Linked DNA regions of Homo sapiens: region 2 is linked to region 1. The links are chromatin loops, found by intact Hi-C in ENCODE. Cell type or tissue: testis. All regions are shown on one strand. Links, peaks and the distances in the headings refer to the core of each region. The heading gives the core; the rest is flanking DNA.

Region 1 (2,904 bases), core at 133-2,632:
GAAGGGGCTCTGGCTGCCTGGTTCAGGCCTCCTTAGGAAAAGTCTGTGTTCTTGGGAAGTGGGCTAAATTTTTATCTTACGGCTCTTCCACCCACTGACCCTGAGGCCAAGTGAGGGCCAAAGTCTCCAAGAGGGAGGAGGACAGAAAAATAGTGGACCCCACCCCACAGCAGCTCCCGAGCCAGGGCCCCAGGCCAGGATATCAGCCTCCCTGGGGAGTCTGCAGCCCTCAGAAGACAGGGGCGAGGGGCTGGGCTAGAAGCAGGGTTTCAAGGCCAAAGACCCTCTGAGACCCAGAGGCTGCCAGGAAATCCAGGCCTCCTTGATCAGGCAGAAGAGGGTGGCTTGGGGAAAGAGATGGCAAGAATGGGATTCCCAGGGTCAGATTCTATTTCATCGCTTTGAAAGAAAAAGGAAAAAGAGGCCCAGGATTTCAAAAAAAAAAAAAAAAAAAAAACAAGAAGAAGAAGAAGAAAAAAAGAAAAAGAAAAAAGCAGAATGCACTCCAACCCCAAGCTACTTGGAAATTGGTCGGAACAAAGGTCTTCAGCTAAAAATGTCAAATCAGCACCACAGGGCTCCCTGCCCTCTCCGTCTCCAAGCCCCTGCTGAAGCCCACAGGGCCTGCTGGGAGCAGAAAAGGCCCCTCCTGAGGTCTGCTCATGGCCCACAGCCCCACCCATCATGACACCCCAGGAGGCACAGGGCTTCCTGACTGGGGCGGAGGGGCAGCTGGAATACAGGGGGCCGTTCCTTTCCTGATGGAACATCCAGGATTGGCACTGGGGAGGAAAATCAGGCTGGAGAAAGGAAAGGGATCCTGCAACTCACAGCCCAGGGAGGGGAAGCAATGCTCAGGAACGCAGCCGCCAGCGCCCTGGCACCAAATCACAAACCTTGAATCAATGATGCAATTGCTTAATTAATCAGCCTGCTCGGGGTGGGTGCAGAGGATCTCTGTGAGCATCTGACCCAACCAGCTCCTGATGGGCAAACCCCCCTCCTTGGGCCCCCTCTGCTGGGCCCACGGGACCACAGATGGTTGAACACCGTCTGGGAGTCTCACCAAGGGGGGAAAATGTGAGTTCCTGAGTCCCCTGTGTGATCCAGTCACTCTGGCAGAAAGGAGGGAGGAGGCAGGAGAAAGGAGGAGGGAGGAGGGAAGAGGGAGGAGGGCAGAGGAGGGAGGAGAAGGGAGGAGGGTCTTATCAGCAACTTAGAATTTCTTGGCCTTGGCTGCTGTAAGTTAGCTCTCTCAATGTTATTTTCTTGTCCCAGTCAATGAGATTGTAATAGAAATAGAGAGGCCTCTTTTCAGCAAGCTAGTCAGTGCCAGATTTAGAATGAAAAAAGGCAGCTTAAATTAACCCTAAGGCTTAACATGTTTAAGTCTTGTAACTTTTAAAAAAACAGAACCAAAGGTGAGTGTGCAGGTGATGGAGGCTGAGATGAGTCACACGTGGAAGCCGGTATATGCACGTGTGCGTGCATGCGCACGTGTGTGTGTAGGGTGGGGGACAGGAAGGCACCCCTCTGTCTTTTCAAGACTTCAGCAGCAAAATGCTTGCAAAAAAGTAGCAGCCAGCCTTGATATTTCCTACGCTGATGGCCCCAACCAGCGACGAGGATTTGAAACCAGTTCGCACGGGAGATTGGACCATCTCCAAGGTTGATTTTCTCATCTTTAATGTGCAGAGGGGAGGTGAGAGGAGGAGAGGGGAGGGGAGGGGAGCAAGTGGGCCAATATCTCAAACCGACCCCAAACGGTTAATGATAATGAGACGGCAGCGCGCTACAGGAGCTTAACAGCTCTAAGGAAGAGGGGAGACCCAGGAGAGGGGCACGGCAGAGGTGTTTTCAATTACCAAAAAGAAAAATAATTTATTTTTAAACAATACCTCTTCGACACTGGGTGTTTAAAGAGAACATACTCTGGCCCCTAAAATATCAAAGTGAGATTTAAAAATAGAAAAGTCATTTCCCCCCTTCCCCGTTGCAGATTTTACTGTAGCGTTCTAGAAGGCAGATTAAATGAAGGAAGCTCAAACACACTCAATTTTGTCCTTTAGCAAATTCTTCTCTTTCACTCTTGCATGAAGAAAAAAAATCTCCCCACAGAGTTTTTCTCTTCTTCCTGGTGTGGATCTGGGCCCCTGCAGTGCCCTGTGTAATTTCCAGTTCCTCAGAATTCAGGTATTAATAAAGACCCCATGGGGACTTCCAACAATATAACCCTACATTTTGAGGCATTATGAAAGGAAACCCCCAGGGGTCTGTGGCTCAAATTTCTGAAATGTAGGCATTGTAAAAGGCACCCCAGGGGATGCCCGCAATAGAAATCTGCTGAATTCAAAGCATTTTGGAAGTCCTGGTGGGAGTCATTACTCCCACTGGAAGCTTTTTACAAAACATGTGTTGCTGACATGTTGACAGATTGCTCAGTGAAGTGTTTAGGTGCATGCACAAGGCGGGCCTTTGGAGACGCTCACACTGCCAGCGAGTCTCTGAACGCTGGAACCGGTACCATCCATATTTCATAACAGGGGAGGCCAAGGCAGCCAGGGACGGGAGAAGTGTTCTCCAAATCAGCAGCGAGCCTCGCACCCCTCTGCCGAGGAGCCACTTCGAGTGGGCCAGCCCCATCCTCGCCTTTGGAAGCTGGTTTGTGCAGCACAGCTGTGACGGCCCTTGTATCCCTGCCGAGGGCTTTACTGAAGGAATCTTGAGGCGACCTCACTGATCACTGCAAGGCGTCATGCCGATCAAATTGAGGAGGGGGCAGGGTGGAGGCGGGGGGCTGGCGGGCCCCTCACCTCCACCCCCAGCCCTCAAGGAGAGGCTGGATGGCGGGAGGGGGTCAGAACAAGGGGCACGCTTGGTCTTGACAGCATTAAGCTCAAGAAA
Region 2 (2,904 bases), core at 188-2,687, 44 kb after region 1:
GGATGGGACAACAGGAATGAAGCCCGAAGCAGGCCCCTGGTCCTGCCTGCTGCCCCGGGACACAGGGGGCTCAAGGGACTCCCCAGACCCGGCTCTAGGGCCTCTATTATAACCCAAAAGCCAGCAGCTCCCTTCCCACCAATGATCCTCCTACCAACGAGCCTCCAGGTGGGCCTGGAGGGCCAGGGGAGCCCCCTCTCCCTCCAGTCGCAGTGCAGAGGCTCCACAAAAAGCCTTTAAAAATTAACCAGTTGCCAGGCATGGAGACAGCCTGGTGCGCAGCCACGTTCCAGGGAATACGGAAGTGGCGCCTGGAGAAAAGGGAGCAGGACTCGTGGAGTGGCTTTCCCGTGCTATCCCACCCCAGGAGGAGTACACTCAGATTCCAAGGAGCCGCTCCCAGTAAACCCCCATCTAGGCACCCACTCACTGGAGGAGGGTGGCAGCCTCAGCCCACCTCCAAGGATCCATGCAAGCAGCTGGCTCCTCCAGGAGACCCCAGGGGTCTCCCCACCGCTTACCCTCATCCACTTGCTCAGGTCTGCCGGCTTTCTGCCGACTTCCCGTCAGTCCCCAAGAGGGTGTTTGGAGCCCCACAAGTGGGCTGTAAGACATTCTCTGATGTCTCCAGAAACCTGGATTCTGGAAGCAAGGCACAGAACAAAGCCAATGGCCTGGGCAGCATGACACGTCTGCCACAGAGGTCCGAGAAGCCTCAGCACACACACAGCCAGGCAGGGTGTCCCCATGCTCAGCACACATGTGGCCAGGCAGGCTGTCCCCAGGCCGAGCACACACATGGCCAGGCGGGGTGTCCCCAGGCTGAGCACACACGTGGCCAGGTGGAGTGTCCCCAGGCCGAGCACACACATGGCCAGGTGGGGTGTCCCCAGGCCCAGCACACACGAGGCCAGGCGGGGTGTCCCCACGCTCAGCACACATGTGGCCAGCCAGGGTGTCCCCAGCTCGGGGTTGGGGTGTACCCAGCTCGGGGTCAGGGTTTTGATGGGGACTGCACTCAGACCCCCCAGCCAGTGACAGCAAGGCCTGTTTGGCAGCCTAGGACCCCTGGATTCACATTCCTAGGCAAAGAGATGCAGAGACATGGGGGGATTAGCCACAGGCCAAAGGTCAAGTGAACCGCACCAAGGAAACTTCCAGACCCACCCCAGGGACCTGGCTGCCTCTGCCTGATGGCCAATATCAGTGTGATCTACATGCACACGCACACCCCACACCCCACTCACCACCCCCAGGCTCCTCCTCAAACCATCACTTAACTCGGATTTCAAACTGCTGGCGATGTTCTTTAGTCAACATGAAGCAGAAACCTTTTATTAAATGCTGCTAATTTTTTATTGATCACACTGTGAATCATTTCATTTTCCATTACCGCAAATGTCTCCTATCAGAGCTCCACGATCAGGCTTCTTTCTTCATTCTTGAGTAACTTGTCACTTTTAATCAGTTTTCAGTTTCGGTCTGGCTCAAAAATTAGAAAGCGGGCTCTTTGTATCATTATTGCTTTTGTTTAAAAAAAAAAGTTTCCATGCAGGAAAGGTTATTATACTCAGAATAAATATACATGAATCAAATTCAGATGAAATTCCTCCCTGGCTCTAACCAATTTTACCATTAGCTTTTATAATTTTTTTAGGTTTATTTTCACAGAAAGACTGCTCATAATTATTGCTCGTGCTCTCCCAAAACACTTATGTTACTAAAGTGCGAAATGTCTTCTAACACAAAGACAGATCTCTGGGAAGTAATTACAGAAATGCATTCAGGGGCAATAATTCTATATTAGCTGTCAGCAGCAGACATCCTCTGAAAGGCACTTGTTATGAAGGAATTATTTGTGCTACTATTGAAGGCATGGCAGGCAAGCCCAAACTTAAAGACTGCATCTGATCAGAAACATGGGCTCCCTCATCAAGGGTCAAATTAAGTTTAAATCATTACCTTGAAGCCCAGCAAACTCGTACCTGACTGTCTATTGTGAAGACATTTTTGAGGCGCACTCGAGCGCGACGTGGTCTTCCCGTTCGCAGCGTGGTGCAATTACCCTTAGTCTCAAAAGGATTCTGCCAGGAGCTTGTCACAATAGGGAGAGAGGAGGTGGCAGGGTGTCTATTAAATGCTAACTCGTGTCACCAAACAGAATTTTCAAGAATTATAAATTGCCGAGATGCCTTGCCGCTGACCCCCTCGTGTTAAGAAGAGCCCAGAATATTATCAGGAAAGTGCAAGAATTTGCATCAAAGGCAGGAAAGGACTCTCTATGGGGAGCCCACGGGGATGGAGCTGAGGGGACTGGGACCCAGTGAACTATCCCCTCACCCCACAGAAGGTCCAACTGGGATCTGCGCCCCAACACCAGCTTACTCAGGGCAGAGAAATACCCTAAAATGAGGACAGGTGCAGGGGGATCTGAGGAAGTACGTAATTTCATCTGAGCTTTGTCCCTAACTCTTGGCATGACCTCAGGCCAGTCACTTCCTCTCCCCGAGCCTCAGTTTCCCCACCTGTAACAACATCCTACATCAACTCTGTGTGGAGGGCATTCTGTGAGTGGAATGCAATGTTGGCCCCTGCTGTTCCAGGCTCTGTTTCCCCACCTATAAAAGTGCAGGATTAATTTCCTGCACCGTTAAAGGAATCACCTGGCCACTGGGTGCGGGAAGAAAATGTGGGACAAAGAGCAGAGCAGCTTCCTGTGAGAGCGGGTCTCACAGATATCTCAGATCTGCTTGGACTCATCGAGCCTCAGCTTCCCCACCTCAAAAGAGGACAAGCTAAAGGTCATAGCCTGGGGTTGCCCTTATCAATCACAGTGAAGCACAAACCCAGGCTTCTTTCATCTGCTCACCTACTGCTATTGCCAAAAAGACAGGGTACTTTCTC

What was found. A loop is a pair of places that touch in the nucleus more often than their neighbours do. Peaks named below come from ENCODE experiments on the same cell type or tissue, not always from the same donor. Only the 100,000 strongest peaks of a DNase experiment are listed, where the experiment ranks them.
Region 2: a loop joins it to region 1, with 2.0 times the contacts of the local background. A loop is called at or near these places in 7 of 110 quality-filtered maps.

What each region holds. Positions count from the first base shown.
Region 1 is chr16:49,699,761-49,702,664 of GRCh38, forward strand. All of the region lies in intron 3 of ZNF423 (zinc finger protein 423), which reads right to left. Among named protein-coding and RNA genes, the nearest start is that of ZNF423, 150 kb to the right of the region's middle. RefSeq lists enhancers at 286-967, 1,428-2,778, 1,650-2,331. In testis, for the core only: no CTCF peak of the experiment used is centred there; DNase peaks (open chromatin) are centred at 1,161 and 2,591; H3K27ac peaks cover 1,376 bases.
Region 2 is chr16:49,743,585-49,746,488 of GRCh38, forward strand. All of the region lies in intron 2 of ZNF423 (zinc finger protein 423), which reads right to left. Among named protein-coding and RNA genes, the nearest start is that of ZNF423, 110 kb to the right of the region's middle. RefSeq lists enhancers at 834-1,415, 2,705-2,904. In testis, for the core only: no CTCF peak of the experiment used is centred there; no DNase peak of the experiment used is centred there.